Regions from separate parts of the Homo sapiens genome. Here region 1 is linked to region 2. The links are chromatin loops, found by intact Hi-C in ENCODE. Cell type or tissue: HCT116. All regions are shown on one strand. Links, peaks and the distances in the headings refer to the core of each region. The heading gives the core; the rest is flanking DNA.

The links. Peaks named below come from ENCODE experiments on the same cell type or tissue, not always from the same donor. Only the 100,000 strongest peaks of a DNase experiment are listed, where the experiment ranks them.
Region 1: a loop joins it to region 2, with 5 times the contacts of the local background. A loop is called at or near these places in 2 of 110 quality-filtered maps.

The regions. Positions count from the first base shown.
Region 1 is chrX:47,848,546-47,860,114 of GRCh38, forward strand. The region is part of intron 2 of ZNF81 (zinc finger protein 81); the gene reads left to right. Among named protein-coding and RNA genes, the nearest start is that of ZNF81, 17 kb to the left of the region's middle. In HCT116, for the core only: a CTCF peak has its summit at 6,060; no DNase peak of the experiment used is centred there.
Region 2 is chrX:48,487,975-48,499,543 of GRCh38, forward strand. No RefSeq gene overlaps it. Among named protein-coding and RNA genes, the nearest start is that of PORCN-DT, 15 kb to the right of the region's middle. RefSeq lists a silencer at 1,114-1,347 and a cis regulatory region at 8,623-9,143. In HCT116, for the core only: a CTCF peak has its summit at 6,297; a DNase peak (open chromatin) is centred at 6,297.

The DNA of each region.
Region 1 (11,569 bases), core at 1,893-9,892, 640 kb before region 2:
CATTAGTAGTAGTTTTTTTGACAACTTAATTTTTTGAATAGTAATATAGAAAAAATGGCTCAAATAATTAAAGACATATAAAAAGCTATACAGGTTGAGTATCCCTAATCCAAAAATCCAAAATCCAAAATGCTTCAAAATCCAAAACTTTTTGAGCACTGACATGACATTCAAAGGAAATGCCCATTTGGATTTTGGATTTTCAGATTAGGGATGCCCAACCTAAGTATAATGCAGATATTCTAAAATCTGAAAAAAAAGTCCAAAATCCCAAATACTTCTAATCCCAAGCATTTCGGATAAGGGCTACTCAAGCTCCATGGTCTAAATTCTCTTACCCATCTTTCTCCTGTCTGCTCAGCTCTCTCTAATACATAAAACCAGGTTAGTTTTTCTCTGTATGATTAGGGTTTCTTTATGCAGATAACAGCAGCTGAGAACACATTCTTATTTTCTCCTTTTTATGTCACAGAAGGTAGCCAATTAAAGAAATTTTTATCAATTTTTGTTAATTTAAAATATTTCAGTGAAATATAATATGAATTATAAGCAATGCTGCTAGGAACATTCTTCATGTCTCCATGCACATGTGTATACCCTCTCTTAAATATATACAGGGGGGTGAAGTTAATGGGTCATAGTTATGTCTTAAAAACGTTTTTATTGTGAAATGTAACATACATACAGAAAAGCATACAGAACAGACATGTATGGCCGAATGAGTTATCCTTCCATAGGCCTAGAAAGAGTCCATAGTTAGCATTCCACAATCCCTCTACTCCCAGAGCTAACTACTACCCTGACTTTTATGATAATCACTTCCTTTAAGAAGAAAATCACAGCTGGGCGCGGTGGCTCACACCTGTAATCCCAGCACTTCAGGAGGCTGAGGCGGGTGGATCACCTGAGGTCAGTCAGGAGTTCGAGACTAGCCTGTCCAACATGGTGAAACCCTGTCTCTACTAAAAATACAAAAATTAGCCAGGCATGGTGGTAGGTGCCTGTAATCCCAGCTACTTGGAAGGCTGAGGCAGGAGAATCATTTGAACCCAGGAGGCGGAGGTTGCAGTGAGCTAAGATCGCGCCACTGCACTCCAGTCTGGGTGACAAGAGCGAGACTCCGTCTCAAAAAAAAAAAAAAGAAGAAGAAGAAGAAAATCGCAATCCATAGAGTGGGAGAAGATATAAACAACAGAGGACTTATACCCAGAATATATCAAGAACAACAAAACAACAAGAAAAAGCAGAATACCCACTAGTCAGAGGCCTTCTTGAACAGATATGTAACAGATGAAGATATTCAGATGGCTAATAGACACGTGAGACAGTGCTCAATCTCATTATTCATCAGGGAAATGCAAATTTAAACCACAATGTAATACAACTACCCCTTACCACCACCACTAGAATGGCTATAATTTAGAACACTGACAATGACAAGTACAATGACAAGTGTTAGGAGGAGGAGCACTGCTCATGAGAATGTAAATTGACACAATCTCTGGGGACCTTTTAGCCTTATTCATCCGTACATATGTAGACCATATGAGGAAACAGTTCTAGGAAAACACCCACCAGAAATCCTTGGCTGATGTACCAGGACACATGTATAAATGCTCACTGTAGCATTACTTGTAACAGCCAGAAACTGGAAATAATGCAAATGACCATCAATAATAGAGTGGGGCCAGGTGTGACAGCTCATACTTGTAATCCCAACACTTTGAGAAGCTGAGGCAGGAAGATCATTAGAGACCAGGAGTTCAAGACCAGCCTGGGCAACATAATGAGACCCATCTCTTAAAAAAAAAAAAAAAAAAGAAAGAAAAATTTTAAAAATAGAATGGATAAATACATTGAACATAATATTGAGTGAAAGAAGGTAGACACCAAAGAATTTGTTGTGTTTATTTCAATTTATATGAAGTTTTAAGACAGGAAAAGCAAAAGCATATAGTATAGAGGGGTACATTTGTAGGTGATAAAACTTGAAAGCAAAGTGAGGAAGTGCTCACCATCTGAGGCAGAATAGTGGCTTCCTTGACCAGGGGCGTTGCAGGGAGGGAGGGAAAGAGGCATGAGTAAGGCTTCCGGCCAGGGAGCTGGCCATGTTCTATTTCCAGATTGTGGTGGTAATTAGGTTGGTATTTGCTTCAAATGATTAGTTAAGGTGAATATTTGTTTCATATGTTTTTCTGCATGAATATTATATTTAATAATAATAATCTTTTGAAAAGAAAAAAAGTACCCTCCAATTTTGACCCCAGTGGCCTATATATTCTTTCCCAAGGCAGCTACAGATAGTCTGTCCATACAAACACGTGCACTCATTCACAGGCACGCGCGCACACACACACACACACACACACACACACACACACACACACACAACCCAACACCCCTATATCCATTTTTAAACTGAAATATTAGCATACAAAATTTCCAGCACTTGCTTTTCTCCCTTAACAATAAAGCTTGGTGATTATTCAGTGTCACTACATGTAATGAGTTACCTCATTCCTTTACAAGGCTACGTCTTATTCTATTATATGAATATATCAAAATATGCTAACCAGTTTTCTATTAATAGACATTTAAATGGTTTCTAATCTTTTGCAATTGTACACAACACTGCAATGAATATCCTTATACAAATCTTAGTTAACACAAGAGAGAGTATGTTTAGAGAGAAATTTCTCCAAGTAGAATTCCCAGGACAGATGATATATACATTTTTACTCTTTTTGTTTTGTTTTGTTTACACATTTTTATTCTTAATGGATATGGAAAAATTGCCTGCCTCGTGGGTTGTGTCAGTTGTATGAGTGTCTGTTTTCACCATACCCAAGCAACACAGTGTCTTGTCATATTCATTTTTTCTTTTTGGTCAGTCTGATAGGTTACAACACAGTATCTCAGTATAGATTTAATTTACATTTCTCTTATGGCTGAGGTTGAATATATGTGACTGTGTTTAAAGAGCCATTTATATGATTTTTTTCTGAGACATTTTAAAATTTCCTTTTCCCATTTTTCTATTAGGGTGTTGCTATTTATGGAAGGATGTTACATGTGTCCCAGTTATTTTCCCCAACTTCCCATTTGTCTTTTAAATGAAAATGTTAGTGTTTTCTCTGTGCATTGTTTATGAATCTTTTCTGTTCTCCAAGTTTTGTATCAACTAGAAAAGCCTTCCTCATTGTTCCTCATTGCTCAGCTGTATTTGGGAAAAAAACCCTTACATTTTCTGTTTAATACTTAATTGTTTTTATTTTTTACTTTTACTGCTGCAACTAGCTGGATTCTTTTTGCTATTGTTGTAAAGCCTTAGCCAGAGATCTGTCTTAATTTTTCTTCAAGATGCCTACACATTTGTCCCAATACCATTTATTGAATAATCTATATTTTCCCCACTAACATGCAATACTACATTAGCATATACAGGCATACCTTGGAGATATTGCGGGTTCGATTCCAGACCACTGCAATAAAGCGAGTATCTCAGTAAAGAGAGTCATACAAATTTTGTGGCTTCCCACATAAAAGTTATGTTTATAGTATGCTATAGTCTATTAAGTGTACAATAGCATTATGTCTAAAAACAGTGTATATACCTTAATTTAAAAATACTACTACAAAATGGTAACAATCACATGAGCCTTTGGTGGGTCATAATCTTTTTGCTGATGAAAGGTCTTGCCTTGATGCTGATGGCTGTTGACCGATCGGGGTGGTGGTTGCTGAACACTGGGGTGGCTATAGCAATTTTTAAAAATAAGACAACAATGAAGTTTGCCACATCAATGAACACTTTCCTTCCTGAAAGATTTCTCTGTAGTATACAACACTGTTTGATAGCATTTTACCCACAGTAGAAATCCTTTCAAAATTGGAGTCAATCGTCTCAAACCCTGCCCCTGCTTTCTTTCAGTTTATGTAATATTCTAAATCACTTGCTGTCATTTCCACACTGTCCACAGCATCTTCACTAGGAGTAGATTCTGTCTCAAGAAATCATGTTCTTGGCTTATCCATAAGAAAAAACTCCTCATCCGTTAAAGTTTTATCATGAGATGGCAGCAATTCAGTCACATCTTCAGGCTTCACTTCTAGTTCTCTCGCTATTTCCACCATCTCTGTAGCTATTTCCTCTAGTGGCGTCTTGAACCCCTGAAAGTCATCCATGAGGATTGGAATCCAGTCTTTCCAGACTTCTGTTATTGCTGATATTTTAACCTCCTCCCATGAATCATGAGTGTTCTTAATGGCTTCTAGAATGATGAACCGTTTACAGGAGGTTTTCAATTTACTTTGCCCAGATTCATCCAAGGAATCACCATCTGTGGCAGCTATAGTCTTACAAAACGTATTTCTTAAATAAGACTTGAAAGTTGAAATTACTCTTTGATCTATGGGCTCCAGAATCATGTTGTGTTAACAGGCATGAAAACAACATGAATCTCCTTGTATATCTCCATCAGAGCTCTTTGGTGACCAGGTGCATTGTCAGTGAGCAGTGATATTTTGTAAAAAATCTTTTTTTCTAGCAATAGGTGTCAACAGTGGTCTTAAAATATTCAGTAAACTATGCTGTAAACAGATGTGCTGTCATCCAGGCTTTGTTGTTCCATAATTCTTTTTTTTTTTTTTGAGATGGAGTCTCGCTCTGTTACCAGGCTGGAGTGCAGTGGTGCGATCTCGGCTCACTGCAACCTCGCCTCTGCCTCCTGGGTTCAAGCGATTCTCCTGCCTCAGCCTCCCGAGTAGCTGGGACTACAGACACACGCCACCACGCCCAGCTAATTTTTGTATTTTTAGTAGAGACAGGGTTTCACCATGTTGGCCAGGATGGTCTCGATCTCTTAACCTCGTGATCTGCCTGCCTTGGCCCCCCAAAGTGCTGGGGTTACAGGCGTGAGCCACCGTGCCCGGCCGATTTGGCATAATTCTTAAGGATCTTAGGATTTACAGAATGGTAAATGAGCATTGGCTTCACCTTTTTTGTTGTTGTTTGTTTGTTTGAGACAGGGTCTCATTGTGTCAGTCAAGCTGGAGTGCAGTGACGTTATCATAGCTCACTGTAACCTTGAGGTCCTGGGCTCAAACAATCCTACCTCAGCCTCCTGAGTAGCTGGGACTACAGGCATGTGCCACCATGCCTGGCTAATTTTTAAATTTTTTTTTTTAAGAGATGGGGTCTTGCTCTGTTGCCAGGACTGATCTCAAACTCCTGGCCTCGAGCAGTCCTCCCACCTTAGCCTCCCAAAGTGCTGGGATTACTGGTGTGAGCCACCATGGCTGGCTGGCTTCAACTTAAAGTAACCAGCTGCATTAATCCCTAACAAGAGAGTCAGCCTGTCCTTTGAAGGTTTGAAGCCAGGCATTTACTTCAGGCATTTACTTCTCTTCTCTAGCTATGAAAGTCCTAGCTGGCATGTTCTTCCAATATAAGGCTGTTTAATCTGCATTGAAAATCTGTTGTTTAGTGTAGCCATCTTCATCAATGATTTTAGCTAGATCTTCTGGATAACTTGCTGCATACAGCTTCTATGTTAGCACTTGAGCACTTGCTACTTCACCTTGTACTTTTATGTTATGGAGATGGCTTCTTTCCTTAAGCCTCACGAACCAACCTCTGCTAGCTTCAAACTTTGCTTCAGCAGCTTCCTCACCTCTCTCAAGCTTCGCAGAATTGAAGAGAGTTCAGGTCTTGTGCTTTTGAGTAGGCTTTGGTTTAATTAAGGGAATGTTGTGGCTGGTTTGGTCTTCTTTCCAGACCACTCAAACTTTCTCCATATCAGCAATAAACCTGTTTCACTTTCTTATCTTTCATGTGTTCACTGGAGTAGGACTTTTAATTTCCTTTAAGAATTTTTCCTTTGCATTCACAACTTGTCTGACTGGTGCAAGAAGCCTAGCTTTTTAGCCTAGCTTGGCTTTCAACAGGCCTTCCTCAATAAGCTCAATCATGTCTAGCTTTTGATTTAAAGGGAGAGACATGTGACTCTTCCTTTCACTTGAACACTTAGAGACCACTGAGGGTTATTAATTGGCCTAATTTCAATATTGTTGTGTCTCAGGGAATAGGGAGGCCCGAGGAGAGGGAGAGACAGGGAACGGGCCAGTAGGTGGAGCAGTCAGATCACACACAGCATTTATCAATTCAGTTCACCATCTTCTATGCGCATGGTTCGTGGTGCCCTGAGACAACGACAATAGTAACATCAAAGATCACTGATCACAGAGTACCATAACAGATATAATAATAGGCCGGGCGCGGCGGCTCACGCCTGTAATCTCAGCACTTTGGGAGGCCAAGGTGGGCAGATCACGAGGTCAGGAGTTCGAGACCAGCCTGGCCAAGATGGTGAAACCCCGTCTCTACTAAAAATACAAAATATTAGCCGGGTGTGGTGGCAGGTGCCTATAATCCTAGCTACTCGGGAGGCTGAAGCAGAGAATTGCTTGAACCCGGGAGGCAGAGGTTGCAGTGAGCCGAGATCATGCCACTGCACTCCAGCATGGGCGACACAGTGAGACTCTGTCTCAAACTAAAAAAATATGTACCCTAAAACTTAAAGTATAATAAAAAAAATTCTAACAATCAAAAAAATAAATAAATTAATTAATTAATTAAATAAAAATAAAAAAACCCCCAAATCTTCCACCTTAAAAAAAAGAGAAGAAACAGATATAATAATAATGAAAATGTTTACAATATTGTGAGGATTACCAAAATCTGACACAGAGACATGAAGTAAGCACATGCTGTTGTACAGATGGTCCCAATAGACTTGCTCTATCAGGGTTGCCACAAACCTGCAGTTTACGAGAAACACAATATCTCTGAAGTGCAGTAAAGTGCAATGAAACCATGTATGCCTATACATACATTCCAAGATATAACTCTGAGTATATTGGGTATATTTCTGGACCTTATCCTGTTCCATTGAGCTAATAGTCATAATCTTTATTATTCTAATTCCTCTATATTTGTTATTTCTTCTAATAGATGGTAGGGCTGTCTCTGATTACCCTTTTTTTCAGGAATTTACTGTTTTCTTGATTGTTTTCTTTTTTGTACACAATTTATAATTTACTTACCAAATTTAAAAATAATTATATTGCCATTGTAAATAAACTTGCATTAAACTTATATCTAAGATAGGGCCATTTGCTTCTTTATGATAATTCAGATTTCCTACTAAAGAATTGAGTATGGGCTGGGTGTGGTGGCTTATGCCTGTAATACCAGCACTTAGAGAAGCCGAGGCAGGTGGATCACTTGAGGTCAGGAGTTTGAGACCAGCCTGGCCAACACAGTGAAACTCTGTGTCTACTAAAAATACAAAAATTAGCCAGGCGTGATGGTGCACGCCTGTAATCCCACCTACCCAGGAGGCTGAGGCACAAGAATCACTTGGATCCAGGAGGTGGAGGTTGCAGTGAGCCGAGATCACGCCACTGCACTCCAGCCTGGGTGACATAGTGAGACTCTGCCTCAAAAAAAAAAAAAAAAAAAAAAAAAAAGAATTGAGTATGTTTGCTTTTTTCAAGTAATCTTTGCATTTCCCGTTAATGTGTTAACATTTTCTTCAAAAATGTTTTGACATCAGTTTTTGTTTCTATTTTCTAAATGGAAAAAATGCAAATATATATGAATGTATATCATTATAAATTGAAACTAAAATTACAATTATTCCCACAGAAGAGATAGTTGAAAGAAAGTAAGTGAAAGGAAAAGCAAAGAATCCTATGATTCTCTTACTCTTTTTCAGAAGAATATAGATATTGATAGACTTTGGGAGAGAAACATGCATAGAATTCTGGTCTTATGTTGGGATGAGTGATAAGACTAAATGTAGAATGAATAGTAATTTTCAAATGAGCATTAAGGGGGAAAACACCAAAAATTTTATGTGCCAAGGAAATTAAAGGAAACCAAAAGAAATATTTAAATAGCAGAAATCCATCCTAGTGTTCCAATAATTACATATGGCTTAAAATCATTCATTAAAAGAAAAACATCGTCAGCAGATAGGAAAAAACAACTGAAAAATTCCCAAAGGTCCAGCATTATTTTATAAATGTGAGTTACATTTGAAATTAAAAGACCCAGCCGGGCGCGGTGGCTCATACCTGTAATCTCAGCACTTTGGGAGGCCGAGGCGGGTGGATCACCTGAGGTCAGGATTTCTAGACCAGCCTGGCCAACATGGCGAAACCCCATCTCTACTAAAAATAGAAAAATTAGATGGTGCTCACCTGTAATCCCAGCTACTCGGGAGGCTGAAGCAGGAGAATTGCTTGAACCTGGGAGACAGAGGTTGGCAGAGGTTGCAGTGAGCTGAAATCATGCCACTGCACTGCAGCCTGCGTGATACAGCGAGACTCCTTCTCGAAAAAAGAAAAAAATTAAAAGACCCAGAAAATATGAAAATGAAGGGACAGAAAATGATAGACTTGGCCAAAAAACACCAATAGAAGCCTGTGGCTGCAATTTTAAAACCTGAGCAGAGGGAATATAAGGTGAAAAACTTTGCAAGGTATGAAAGTAGATGGTTCTTCAAACTGTGAAATACCAAGAATTATAACATTTATCAACACATATATAGCTAATGATATATCCTTAAACTATGTAAAATTTAAACTAGGTGAAATAGTTAATTGTACCACTAGCCACTTTAACCCAGCCTTTTTCAGAAACTAGATGATGAAGCAAAGAAAAAAAAATTTTAAAACTTTGCTGTAATATGGATCATCACACAGAGCATGAAAGCATGAAATTAAAAATAAAAAGTAAGCAGCTAGTGAAAAATAAATATTCCCTATGCACATTAAAATATTTTACATAAATATGTTTAAAGAGAAAGCATAAATCACCTTACAAAATACATACAAGTAAACATCAAGAGGCACATTTCAAGGTTTATGCAGTAAAGCTAAACTTACAGGTGGACGGAAAATTATAGATTTGAATGTCCATTTATTCCTTTCCTATACCCATGAACTTTCCTTCCTGTTAGAAATGATCTTTCCACTGAACCCTTTCCCCTCCCTTCCAGTTATCTCCTCTCTTTCCTATCACATCACTTTTCCCCTTCTATGCTGGGCCATTCTCACAAGCATGCAACATGCAGAAATATTTTCCATCTGAAAAAATCTGCCCTTGACCCCTTATCCACTCCCAGCCAAGGCGTTTCACCAGAGGAATAAGTAATTCCTGCAAGCTCACTGACAAAACCTGTGACTTGCAAAACAGTTTAATGTCTTCTCCTGTTAGGTGGGTTTTGGGCCAGGGACACATTTCCTCAAACTGGGGCGAGGCTGGGGGTTACTCTCCTATAATCTCTGTGGTACACTTCTTTGCAGGTCTTGGGAATCTCAATTATGCCAACCCCTGACCCTCAATTATTCCCCTTTTATTCTGTAAGCTGCCATTCTTACTACCAAGGGTCTCATACTTTTTACCTAATGTTGTGGTATAACAGCCTGCCAAAGAGAACATCAGCACTTACAGATCAGCCTCACTCATGAATAGTGATGGAACTGTTATAAATGAAATATCATCAAGCAGAATCCATCAATTCCTTTAAAAGTCACTCATTCTGACCACGTGGTCCAATATTATAAAATCTATAATCCACCATATTAACATATCATCAGAGAAAAGCAATGTCACAAAATTTCAACATCCATTCTTGATTTTAAAAAGTATCAAAGTCAAGCATCCCACACTTCCAGTTCCTTCCCCAAACTCACCCTAGGGATTGTCACTGAAGTAGTGAAGGCTGATTAAGAACAGCCAGAACTCTTCATTTGGGAATGAGTCCCTTATAAGTCATCTTCCTTTGTCTTGTCTTATACTTTTCCAGAATTCGTCTCTGGCTGATTAAGATGGAGACCATGCCTCCTTTCTTTTGGGACTTCCTTATACACTGATGATGTTCAGAATCCTTTATTTTAGATTGAGTCTTTTATCTTTATAAAGTGTCTTCCTTTGTCTTGTTTCATTCTTTTGCCCTGGAATTCTACTCTGGTTGATATTAAGATGGAGGCCTTGCTTCCCTTCTTTTGGCTTTTTCTGATACACCTTTGCTTATCCTTTTACCATCATTCTGAATCTTTGTTCATTTTTCTATATAATATGTGAAAGATGTGTTTTATATTATACTTTCTAATTTTAATGTTTCTTTTTAATATGTTTCACTATATGCTCTATTTTGCTTTGTTTTTTGTTCTTTCTAATAATTTGAAAGGGTCGGCTGGGCGTGGTGGCTCACACCTGTAATCCCAGCACTTTGGGAGGCCGAGGCAGGCAGATCACCTGAGGTCGGGAGTTTGAGACCAGCCTGACCAACATGGTGAAACCCCGTCTCTACTAAAAATACAAAATTAGCCGGGCGTGGTGGCACATGCCTGTAATCCCAGCTACTTGGGAGGCTGAGGCAGGAGAGAATTGCTTGAACCCAGGAGGCAGAAGTTGCGGTGAGGCAAGATCGCACTATTGCACTCCAGCCTGGGCAACAAGAGCCAAACTCCGTCTCAAAAAAAAAAAAAGAAAGAAAAGAAAGGAAAAGAAAGGTTTAAATTCTTTTTTTGGTTCTTTAAGTGGTTACCTTTATAACATTAATTTTATAAATTATAATTAATATTCTAATTATTATAACACTATTAACTGTCCACCTTGAGTAGTGACAAGATTTGTATATGTTATTTCAATAATTCTTTTATTAGTTTTCCTTCAGCCTTGTATTTGAAGGCTTATCAGTTCAACTTGCCTGGGTCAATTTTTAAGAACAAATTATATACTGATTTTCCTCTCTTCCATATTTCTGTCATTTTTTCCCTATTATATTTTGAAGTATTTGTTGATTTCCACTTCATTTTGTTTACTGGCCATAATCCTTTCTTTGTTCCTACCTGTTTTGACAGGAACTGTTAAAGACATTCATATCTGTATTGATTTTTTGTTTTTTTAATCACTTCAAATGGTCATGTCAATGTCTTTTCAAAGTTGATGACTTCAAATCAGAATCCAAATAAGGTCCACACATTTGTTCCTATGACTCTGTCAAGAACTGTGAACAGTCTGAGATTTTTACCCTACTTGTGAGCTAATGTTAGCCTGCGACAGTGTCCTGGATGCTGGCAAAAGAGATATGAAACTCTGGGCTAGAGAAAAGGACTTTATTACTCATGGCAGTCGTGGTAGCTAGAGTCTTAACATTTGTGCCAGCTCCCCAAGTCCTGATTCCTACAGGGTGACGTGAAGAGAGCCAGGTGATGCACAGTGGGTCGCTTAGGTATCCTGAGTCTTTTATACTGAGTAGTAAGCAAACTTGTCCTTTGCTCTGGAGGGAGACACAATATATATTTCCAAGGCTGTTTGCTCTGCAAACATCCTCGAAAAGATGGCCTGGAACAAAAGGCAGTGTGGCATAATAAAAATATATATATTTGGTTCCTGGCACAGAGCTCTGAAAATTCTTGTAATTTCCTGAGTGGATAGGGGTGCCAGGAACATCTGTTGTTCTAATATTTGGTCTTTGACCCTAGTTCTTGACAC
Region 2 (11,569 bases), core at 1,918-9,917:
TGACCCTGGTGTTGTCCAAACCCCATAGTCTCTGGCTATTAGTGTGTCTATACCCATCTTGACGGCCTCAGGCAGGTGCACTCCCCCATCTGTACGACCAGAAGACTATCGACTCCCCTGTCATTGTGACCACAGGAGTGTAAAACTCCAGTGCCAGTGACTACTGGTGGGTCCACATTCCAGTCTGGGTGACCCAGGGGAGGGCACAGCCCTGTCTGTGTGACCATAGGAGTCTTCACACCCCAGTGTCTGTAAACACACAGGAGTCAATTCCCCAGTCAGTGTGACCAGAGGAATGTTCACACCAAATTGTGTGACCACAGGAGTGTCCACACCTATCTGCATGTCCTGAGAGGTGTCTATACTCCAGTGGGTATGACACCAACAGTGTCCACAACAAAGTCTGTGTGACTCCAGGAGTGTCCCTCCCCCCAGTCAGTGGGAGTCTAGAAGGATCTACACCAAGTCTTGGGAGCCCAAGGGTGTCCCTTCGCCAATCTTTGTCACTCAGGGGACATTCACCCCCCAGTCACACAGACGAAGCATATCCACAGCTGGGTCTGTGTGACCCCAGCAGAGTCTACTTCACAAGTCGTGTAACCACAGGAGTGTCCCCAGACGAACCTATGGGAATCCAGGAGTGTCCACATCACAGTCACTTGACCACAGTGGTGCTGACTTCCCAGTTTATGTATCCTTAGCCATGTCCTTTTTCCAGACTGTGTGACCCTAAGTGTCCACACCCCAAACTCGGTGATCCAAGTCACTCCAGTCTGCGTGACTCCAGTGTTGCCCACACACCAATCTGTATGACCCTAAGAGAACACATCCCGGTCTGTGATGCTTCAGCAGTGGCCACACCCTACTCTGTGTGACCCCAGAAGTGGCTACACCACAATCAGCATGACCTCAGGATTTCTTACTCCAAAATCTAGTAACATCATGAGTGTCTACACCCTCACCTGTGTGATTCCAAGAGGATCCACACCCCAGGCTGTGTGACCCTGGGAAGGTCCCTATAGCAGTCAGTGTAAACCTGGGAGTGCACTCTTCCCTGTCAGTGTGAGCTGGGAGGGTGTATCTAGAGGAAGAGTGATCCAGGGAAAGGCGAAGGGCCGGATGTGGTGGCTCACACCTGTAATCCCAACACTTTGGGAGGCCAAGGTGGGTGGATCACCTGAGGTCAGGGGTTTGAGACCAGCCTGGGCAACATGGTGAAACCCCGTCTCTACTAAAAATACAAAAATTAGCCAGGCGTGGTGGCACATACCTGTAATCCCAGCTACTTGGGAGGCTGAGGCAGGAGAATCACTTGAACCTGGGAGGCGGAGGTTGCAGTGAGCTGAGGTTGTGCCACTGCACTCCAGCCTGGGTGATAGGCCAAGACTCTGTCTCAAAAAAAAGAAAGAAAGGCAAGGGCCCTGAGGCAATGGCCCTGAGGTGCCTGGCACATTTGAAGAACAGGCCAGTGGGGCAGGAGCAGAGTGAACAAGGAGCCAGTGGCGGGCGGTGAGGTCAAGGAGGGCCCGGAGGGCCTCGTGGGCCACGGAGAGGACTTTGGCTTTTTCTCTGAGAGAGATGAGAGCCATGGCAGGGCTCCGAGCAGAGGAGGGCCCCGGGCTGACTTGGGTTGCAACAGGATCCCTCTGGCTGCTGTGGTGGCGGCTACTCAACTGTTATTGTTTGTCAAAACTCAGAGAACTGTATGCCAAAAGGGTGAACTTTATCGTATGTAAATTATAACTCTTTACATTTAAGTTATAACTTTTGGAAAATGTGCAGTACTGGCCAGGCATGGTGGCTCATGCCTGTAATCCCAGCACTTTGGGAGGCTGAGGTGGGAGGATCGTTTTAGCCTGGGAGATTGAGGCGGCAGTGAGCTGAGATCATGCTGCTGCCCTCCAGCCTGGACAACAGAGCAAGACCCTGTTTTGAAGAAAAAACAAAAAACAAAACAAAACAAAAAAAGTGCAGTACTTTGCAAGCAATAAAGATTTCTATTTCTGCAAGAGAGGCTGTGCTCATGCCTGTCCTTACCCCTCTCCTTCCTGCACAAACACATCTCAGGAATGCACCTGAGGAAAAGGAGGGAGCCGGGGCCTCCCTCAACTGCTCAAGGTAGTGCTCCCTTTGTTGTCTGCTGTGAACTGAATTGTGAATTCAGCAAATTCCTTTGTTGAAGCTTTAATCCTCAATGTGACTGTATTTGGAGATGGGGGTAATTAAGATTAAATGAGGCCATAAGGGCAGGGTCCTAATCTGATAGAACCGGTGTCCTCATTAGAGAGGGAAGAGATGCCTGAGCTCCCTCCCTCTCTCCCTGTGGGCGCACAAAGGAAAAGCCACATGAGGACAGAGAAAGAAGGTGGCTGTCTACGAGCCAGAAAGAGAAGCCTCACCAGAAACCAACCCTACCGGCACCTTGATCTTGAACTTCCAGCCTCCAGAACTGTGAGAAAATAAACGTCTGTGGTTTAAGCCACCCAGTCTGAGGTATTTTGTTAAGGCAGTCTGAGCAGCTAATTGGCTCTCAGTTTCAAGGCTGATTTCAAGAGACTCGTGTTGGCCAGGTATGAGGGGAGCCAGTGCTCAAGTGAAGGAAGGAAAATTCAGCACATCCTCCTCGTCTAGCTGAAGGGGGCTCTGGAGCAGCAGGAGGGGCCCAGGGCAAGCCTGGAATGAAATCCGTGGCACTCCTGCAGGTTCTGGGGGCGGTGTCCATGGAATATCCTCTGCCACATAACAAAATGACTAATAATTGCTTGGGGAGCTTTCAGAACTGCCCCAAGGCTTCCTCTAACACTCCACCCACACCTGGTTCATGCCAGGTTGCTCGATGCCTTGGTTCGGGAGAATAGGTGTGGTGTCATCTCAGGCTTGGTGGCAGCCCAAGGGAAGGGGCAAGTGTTCTGAGTCTCTCTAGATGACACAGGAGCTGAGGAAAGCTGGAGTGAATTATGAGTCACAGCCCGTACCTCACAAGAAAGTTCTGCCCGATGCCAGAGCTGGGAGCCATCACCAGTTATGCAGGGTTGGTGGAGAAGAGCCTCGGGATAATTGGTATGCATGCCCGCACATAGGTGTGTGCGTACCAGTACGTGTGAAGTTATGCAGGAGTGCGTGGTGTGCTTATGCCCATGTGTGTGCACATTAGTCCTTTTGTGCATGCATGCATACATGGCACATGTGTGTGCATTCATGCTTTGCTGTTTTGAATGCAGGTATGGTTATAAGTGCATATGGGCAACAGAAGTTCAAGTGTGAATTCTCATGGAGATGCTAGGGTGTAGCAGGCACATGGGGACCTGTTCCCTGACAGGGGTGTTTGTGAAAAGCAACTGTGCATATGTGTGAGGGTGTACTTATATATGAGATTCTATGTGCAAAGCCCTATGTCCGTGGGTGCTAGCCTGAGTGTTTGTGTCTGTGTATATACATGTGTATGCCAGCGTGCACATGCATGGCTGTGTGTGAGTGCGTAAGTGAAGGGGAGCACATTGGCCCAAGCTGGTAAGTCTAGTATCTATGCATGTATACCCCTGGGCACCGCCCCCCCCGCCCCGTGCAAGTGTGAGTGAACAGGTACACAAGGGCCTGGGCGTAGATGTCTGTGCACATGTACGTGGGCATGCTGTATGCATGGCTGCAGGGATTTCCCACGTGTGTGTGTGCACAGATGCACAAGTGCCCAGGAACCTAGATTGTGGTGTCTGTACACATGTACCTCTGGGCACCATGCATGTGTGTGTGCAAAAGTGCAAGTGTGCCTATGGGCTCAGGTCTGGCTGTCTGTGTACATATACCCCCTGGATGCCCATAAAGGTGTGAGTGTGTACTGCAGGTGCATATTTGTCCGTGGGCCTCAGTCTGGGTATTTGTGAACATATAACCTGTGTGAACGTGCATGGGTGTGTGGATGTGATCAGGTGTGCCCATGGACCCAGGCCTCGGTGTCTGTGTACAGGTACCTCAGGGTGCCCGTGTGTGTGTGTGTGTGTGTGTGTGTGTGCGCGTGTGTGTGTGCATGTGCATGTGTGTATGTGTGCATGTGTAACTCTGGAGGTCCATGCATGTGTGTGCGCATGGCTTCAAGTGTGTCCAAGGACCTGGGTCTGGGCATGTGTGTACATGTATCCCTAGGAACCCATGCATGAGTATGCTCACGTGTTCAGCGGTGCCAATGGCCTTGGATCTTGGTGTCTGTGTATGTGTACCCTTGGGGGACCACAGATGGCATTCATGCATGCATATGTAGCACCATGGAGGGATCTGTGTGCAGATTTACCTCTACCTACACCTGGCTGGGGATCATAAAGAAAATCAAGGGATGCGCTACCTCCATGAATCCAGGTTTCAGCAGAGCTAAGGGAGTGAAATTTGGGGCCATTTTACTTGTCTCAAACCTTGTTATCTGAGAGAAAGCTAGAGCTTCCTTCTTTCAGCCCCCAGAGACAATGTGGCCAGGCTCCGGAGGGCTGGGAAGATGAGCAATGCTTGTGAGTCACCATGATAGGAAGCAGAAGGGTCAGGAAGTCCCTGGGAGCAAGGCTTAGGGTTAGGGTTAGGGAGAAAACACTTGGGCCTGGAGGCTCGGGGCAGGCTTCCTAGAGGGGAGGGGTAGGAAGAGGCAGTGACAGGGCCCACAGCAATGGAGAGGAGTTGGACTGCAGGGATGGGGTAGGGGGACAGACGACAAGGGACACTCAGAAGACTAATGTCTGGGAGTGGGAAAACAGTGTTTGCTCAGCCAGGAAGCTGCATCCAGCTCTTTTATCATTTGTAGAAGACCAAGTACCCAGGCCTGGGAGGAGCCCAGAGATGAACCAGAGTTTGGAGCTGGGGGCGGGGGTAGTTCTCTCTGTCCCTGTAACAGGCAGTTTAGGCTTAAAGAGCTGTCCAGGCTGGGCGCAGTGGCTCACGCCTGTAATCCCAGCACTTTGGGAGGCCGAGGCAGGCGGATCACCTGAGGTTGGGAGTTCAAGACCAGCCTGACCAACATGGAGAGACCCCCGTCCCTACTAAAAATACAAAATTAGGCAGGCGCAGTGGCACATGTCTGTAATCCCAGCTACTTGGGAGGCTGAGGCAGAAGAATTGCTTGAACCCGGGAGGAGGAGACTGCATTGAGCCGAGATCACGCTATTACACTCCAGCCTGGGCAACAAGAGTGAAACTCTGTCTCAAAAAAAAAAAGAAAGAACTGTCCAGGATTCCACGGGCCCCTGGGGCCCAGGGTAAGCTGCCTCCCCTTTCTGGGCCTCGGTCTTCTCCATTGTCACATGGCCTGCCTGTCTGCAGCCCAGGCCCCGGGAAGCATTTAGCCTGAGAGAGGAGCCCATGGACAGTGGGCAGGCAGCTGGCTGCTCCCCAAGATTGGGCCACCCTCCTGCTCCTCTGCCACTTCAGAGTCTTTACACCCTGCCCCAGAGGCAAAGCTTGGAAATGGGCTGGGGGAGCCATGGCCACAGGCCAGTCAGCATGGGGGAAGCCTGGTGGGGTTGAAACCCTGGGCTAGGAGGGGGCACGTCCATCACGAACCCTGGTCCCCCACCAACCCACCCGACCATAGCAGGGGAGGCACAGGAACCCACAACCTTCCTCCTGACCCCAGCTGGAGAAGGATGTTGCTGCTCCTGAATTCCAAGCTGGCCCAGATGTAGAGTGGTCCCCCAAGGGTATACTTGCACAGACACCAAGATCCAAGCCCATTGGCACAGCTGAAAACATGAGCATTCCCATGCATGGGCCCCTAGGGGTACATGGACACAAATCTCCCCTTCCAGTCATGGCACCCCAGTCCTGATCAGCTTCACCCCAAAAAGCTCCCAGGTGCGGAGTCAAGACCTTCTTGTGCCCCCACTTCAACCCCAAGCCAATGGCTTCTTTTTTTTTTTTTTTTTCCAGAGACTGGGGTGGAGGGGTTTCACTCTGTCACCCAGGCTGGAATGCAGTGGCACAATCATAGCTCACTGCAGCCTTGATCTCACAACTGATCCTCCGTCCTCAGCTACTGGTGCGAGCTACCACGCCTGGCTCTGAGCCAATGGCTTTCTTTTAGATCCTCCAGAAGGTCAACAATACTGACTGCAGAACGCCAGGCAGCCACAGGCCACTGGGCACAGTTGTGCAGGCTGTGCTCTAACAAAAGTTGCCTGGCCACAGAGGACACTGGGAGCAGGAATGCACCCTGGGCTCCTCTAGCATCACTGGGGCCTGGCCTGGGGCCGCGTCCATCAGGAGGAAGGGGCATCCTTTTCTAAAGTTCACGCAGGCATTATGTGAGCTAGTGGCGCCCCTCAGTGTCCAGGTTTTTAAAGGCAAAGGAAATCTGGACATGCGCAGAAAGTGAACATGGCCCCAGAGCCAGGCATACCTTCACCCGGGATGTCTCTGAGCTGGAAAAAAATACTCAGCCATTGTCTAGCGCAGCCCTATGCTTATCAGGAAAAATTGTAAAAAACTTTTAAATGGACAAAACTATTCCCCAGGTGTCCTTTCAATGGAACACTGGATGTGGTCTACCCAAGCCCCTTATGGCGTATCTGATTCTATAGCGGGCTGCACTTTTGTCTTTGGCTGGGCCATTTTGCACCTCTGTAGAGAGAAGTTAACCTGTGCAGGACTGATAATTCCCATCCATAATAAATGAATTTTGTCCTGTAGAGATACAGCTGATCTCTATCCTGTAGAAAAAGATTATTCCAGATATTATATTGCATCTATTGGCAAATCCATTGCAGTATCTCTGGGAGTTTATATATGCTTGTTCTTCAGATTCTCCTCTGAGCCTAGTGTAACATATTACCAGTTCCCTCATTCATAAATGATCTGGGCCAGGCATGGTGGCTCATGCTTGTAATCTCAACACTTTGGGAGGCCGAGGCGGGTGGATCACTTCAGCCCAGGAGTTCAAGAGCAGCCTGGGCCACAAGGCAAAACCCTGTCTCTACAAAAAGTACAAAAATTAGCTGGGAGTGGTGGTGAGCGTGTGTAGTCCCAGCTACTCAGGAGGCTGAGGTGGGAGGATCATCTGATGCCAGGGAGGTCAAGGTCTGCAGTAAGCTGTGATTGCACCACTGCACTCCAGCCTGGGCGACAGAGTGAGACTCTGTCTCAAAAATAAATAAATAAATGATCTAAAAATCCTTGACACATGTTCACTTTATATTTGTAGGAGTCGTGATGTTACCATTTTGGAAATAATTTTTTAATTGCATCTACCAGCTCACAGTACAGATGAGATCACCAAGCTGGGGGAGAAGGGACTTGCTTGAAGTGACCCTCATGGACTGGGACTGGAAGGCAGAGCTGAACTCAAGCTACTCTGGGTGCTGCCCTGCTCCTGGAAGGAGGGGGATATGCTGTGCCCAGGTGTGGAATGGAATGGAGGGCTGTGACACACCTCCACCATGGGGATATGGAGTGACCTTCTGAGATGAGGGGGTCATCTGTCAGGTCCCACCCTCTGTGCTGTGCCTTGATTCAGACCCACGACACAACCAGCCGTCCACCCCACCCCAGGTGGTCCTGGCCAGGGGAAGTGCTGAAATGCCCCCATTGCCATCCTGAACTGCTATGCTGGTGATGACCATAGGAAAGCTTTATTCTAGGTATACTATTTCAACTGCTGGGCCCCAGCTTCCTTATCTATAAAATGTAGTTAGTTCCGGTTCCTGCCTTATATGATGTGGAGAAGATTAAATGAGATTATGGACACGAAGCTCTTCAAATTGCCCGGCACAGAGTAAACGCTCAATATTTATCAGCTGTTAGTCATTAGGTCTGTTTGACTTGCAGAACTTCCAGTGGTGGACATTTTTGAAGGGATGCTTGGGGCCCCCTCGAGATGCTGGCCTAGCAGGACCCAGCTGCTCCATCCTTGGATGAAACACCCAACAAGTGTTCCCCGGGTGATGGATCAGGAAACTCAGACTCCTGGCCAGGGAAAACAGGCCTGACCTGCTCTCTGGAACCCCCATGTTGCCATCCAGGAGATCCTGAAGCCCAAGGCACAAATGAGGAGGAGCACAAGGAGTGGTGAGTTCTTGACAGGAAATGGTGGGGTGCCCTAGGAGAAATCACCTCTTAGGGTCTCGGTTTCCCCATCTGTACAATGGGCACTTCGGAGCTGTGAGTTGCTGAGGACCTTTGCAGCCGCCTTTTGGGGAAGAACAAATGTTCTCCAAGGGTGTAACGGCTGGAGGCTGACCCTTTCCCAGCCCAGGCCCTGCCATTAGAGACAAAGTACACCAGACACAAAGGGAAAACCCAGTCCCCGCCACACAAAGGCAAAACCCAGTCCCCGCCACAGCATAGGAAGCTGCCCAGCAAGTTGAGAGTCAAGTTGCCCAAGTTTTGTGGCCAGTGAAGGGGAGGTTTGCAGCCAGACCACTCCTGAGGCCTACCTGGGGAACTTGTGGGGGTTGGGTTGGGGGGATGGACTCAGTGGCCTCTGGGGTCCCTTCCAGTCCAGACTCTCCTCTGTGGCTGGCATGCTCTGACCTCAGAGGTCCAATCTGCAAAATGGGACGATAACCCCATGTGGGCTGAGAGGGCAGGAAGGTGGATGTATTCTTCAGGGTTCTGTGAGTTGTAAGTGGCAGACACTCCAGTCAAACCAGCTTAAGGTAAAAGGGAATAATTACTCAGGTAATGGAAGAGACCTGGGACAGAGTGAGCTTTGGCCATGCACAGCGTGTCTGAGGACTCTCTCTCTCTGTCCAGGAGGTCTGATTTATCTTTGAGAGCTTGGCCCTCGGCAGGCTCTCCCAGGTGGTGGCTGCCTCGCCTATCCCTAAACAGCAAGGAGTCCCAGAGGACAGCAAAGCCTCTTTCCCTTCAGTTCCAGCTTTAGATCATGTGGCCTGGCTTGAGTCACACCCATTCCTGACCCTGTGGTCACAATGACAGATTGCTCTGATTGGCTGGTCTAGTCATGAGTCCACTCCTGAAGATATAGGTGGGAGCAGGGAGGTGGGGGAGTTAGCCCCACAAGAACAACATGCACTGGAGTGAGGTGAGGAGGAAGGGGGTTGCTAAAAGAAAATGGAGGTCCAGCCGGGTGTGTTGGTTCACACCTGTAATCCCAGCACTCTGGGAGTCTGAGGCGGGCGGATCACAAGGTCAGGAGTTTAAGACCAGCCTGGCCAACATGGTGAAACCCCATCTCTACTAAAAATACAAAATTAGCCAGGCGTGGTGGCACGCGCCTGTAATCCCAGCTACATGGGAGACTGAGGCAGAAGAATTGCTTGAACCCGGGAGGCAGAGGTTGCGGTGAGCCAAGATCATGCCACTGCACTCCAGCCTGGGTGACAGAGCGAGACTGCATCTCAAAAAGAAAAAAAAAAGAAAAAAAAGAAAATGGAGGTCAGACATGATGGTTCACATGTGTAATCCGAGAACACTGGGAGGCTGACTTGAGGCCAGGAGTTCAAAACCAGCCTAGACAACATAGTGAAACCCCGTCTCTACAAAAAATACAAAAATTAGCTTGGTGTGGTGGTGCATGCCTGTAGTCCCAGCTACTTGGGAGGCTGATCTCTTGAGCCCTGGAGTGAGAGGCTGCACCTCTCACTCCACTGCACTCCAGCCTGGGTGACAGAATGAGACCCTGTCTCAAAAAAAAAAGAAAAGAAAAGAAAGAAAGAAAGAAGGTGGTCTTTCATAGAAGAGGAAAGAGGTGCTGAGTTGGTAAAAGGAATGCCTGCCCAATACAGTAGGCCACCGCTGAATCCTTAAGTAAAACCACTGGCAGCCTTAGTCCCTCTCTGCCTACCACTTTCAGGTGCTCAGCTTTATGCTGTAAAGTTACCCCATCACTCCTAAACTCGGAAATTCTGCCTCCCATGACAGATTAAAAGGCAATTTATACTAAAATGTCAATGACTACCAGATTCTGAAGAAGGCAAAGCCTCACTGGATGTGACTTAATCTTCTAGTGAGATTTAGGGCCGTGTGGCAAAAGGATGGGGAGATGTCAGGGAGTGTGCCAAGTACTCAATGGACCAGGCAGCTCAAAGGCAGCCCCGGGAGGAGAGAGCAACCTCCTTCCCATGTTCTGTCTCCATTCAGAGCAGATGGCCCTCCCAGGCGCATCTGAGCTCCCGGCTCTTCTGCTCCCCTCCTCTGAGGGACCTGTCTGTCTAGCTATCAGCCTGTCAGTTCAGCTCTGCTGCAAAGCTGTTGTGTAGGTGTATATTCATCGAGTGTCTGTTCCTAACACTGATTTCTTGGCAGAGAGAAGTCAGTTCATCCAACCATTAAGGATGAGTTCTGTGTGAGAGGGTCAGAGAAGAGGATTGGGAAGCAGATGGAGCAGGTTAGAACATTAGAATTGTTATCAACCCGCTCTTTCTTGTAGATACCCACAGTTCATCTACTCAACCACTCACTTAGCCTTGCGCCCATTCATCCACCCATGATTCACCCACTTACCCACTATTCATTCATCTGTTTATCTAGCCACCCATCCGCACACCCACATAACTGGTCACTGCTGTGGCTCCAGCTTTGTGCCATGCATTGGGAGCACAGAGATGAGTCATATCCCCTCCTGCTCTTTCAGCCCTCCCAGTCTAACTGGAGAGACATCCACAGGCAAATCTCGCTGCATGATTCTGTGATCAATGCTGTGGTTACCCCAGGGAGCATTTGATTATGACCCTGACATTTTAGCCGAGTGCTGACAGATCTCTTGGTGTTGCCAGGAGAGAGGAGGAGGAAGGACATTCCTAGAAGTGGGAACAGCGTAGATAAACCCTGGGAGGTGTAAGAGAGAATGAGTGTGGTTAAAGCGCAGGGTGGATGAAGGGCTGAGGCAGAAGTTGGCACTTGGGCTGGGTGCAGTGGCTCATGCCTGTAATCCCAGCACTTTGGGAGGCTGGGGCGGGCAGATCACCTGAGGCCAGGAGTTCGAGACCAGCCTGGCCAACATGGTGCAACCCCATCTCTACTAAAAATACAAAAATTAGCCGGGTATGGTGGTGGGCACCTGTAATCCTAGCTACTCCAAAGGCTGAGGCAGGAGAATCGCTTGAACCCGGGAGGCGGAGGTTGCAGTGAGCACCAAGATCACGCTGCTGTACTCCAGCCTAGGCGACAAAGTGAGACTGTCTCAAAAATAATAATAAAATAAAAGAAGTTGGCATTTGGAAGCTGAGCAGGGGCTTTAATTCCTAGTCCTGGGGTGCCAGGGATGGCTTTTGAGCAAAAGAGCCAGCACCCAGAGTGTGGCCAGAGGCCTGGGGAAGCTGGCCTGGGGTAGCCAGCCCGCTTTTGCTCCAGGCCCCAAAGAGACACATGTGCCAACCCCCAGCCTGCAATTCAAAGAAAGAAAAAGACTTCAGGAAGAACGCCATTTACAGAAACTGTCCCTGAGATGGATGGACAGATGGACAGTGGGATGCTGAGATGTCTGGTGGGTGTACAGATCCAAGCATAAACTCTGGTCCACACCACACGCTTTGGGGACACATACCAGGGAAACAATGTGGTCAGGGGAATCAGGCATGTGCACCCCAATTTACCTGGCTCTGCAGGGCTTGGAGGGCTTGCAGGATGCATGGCC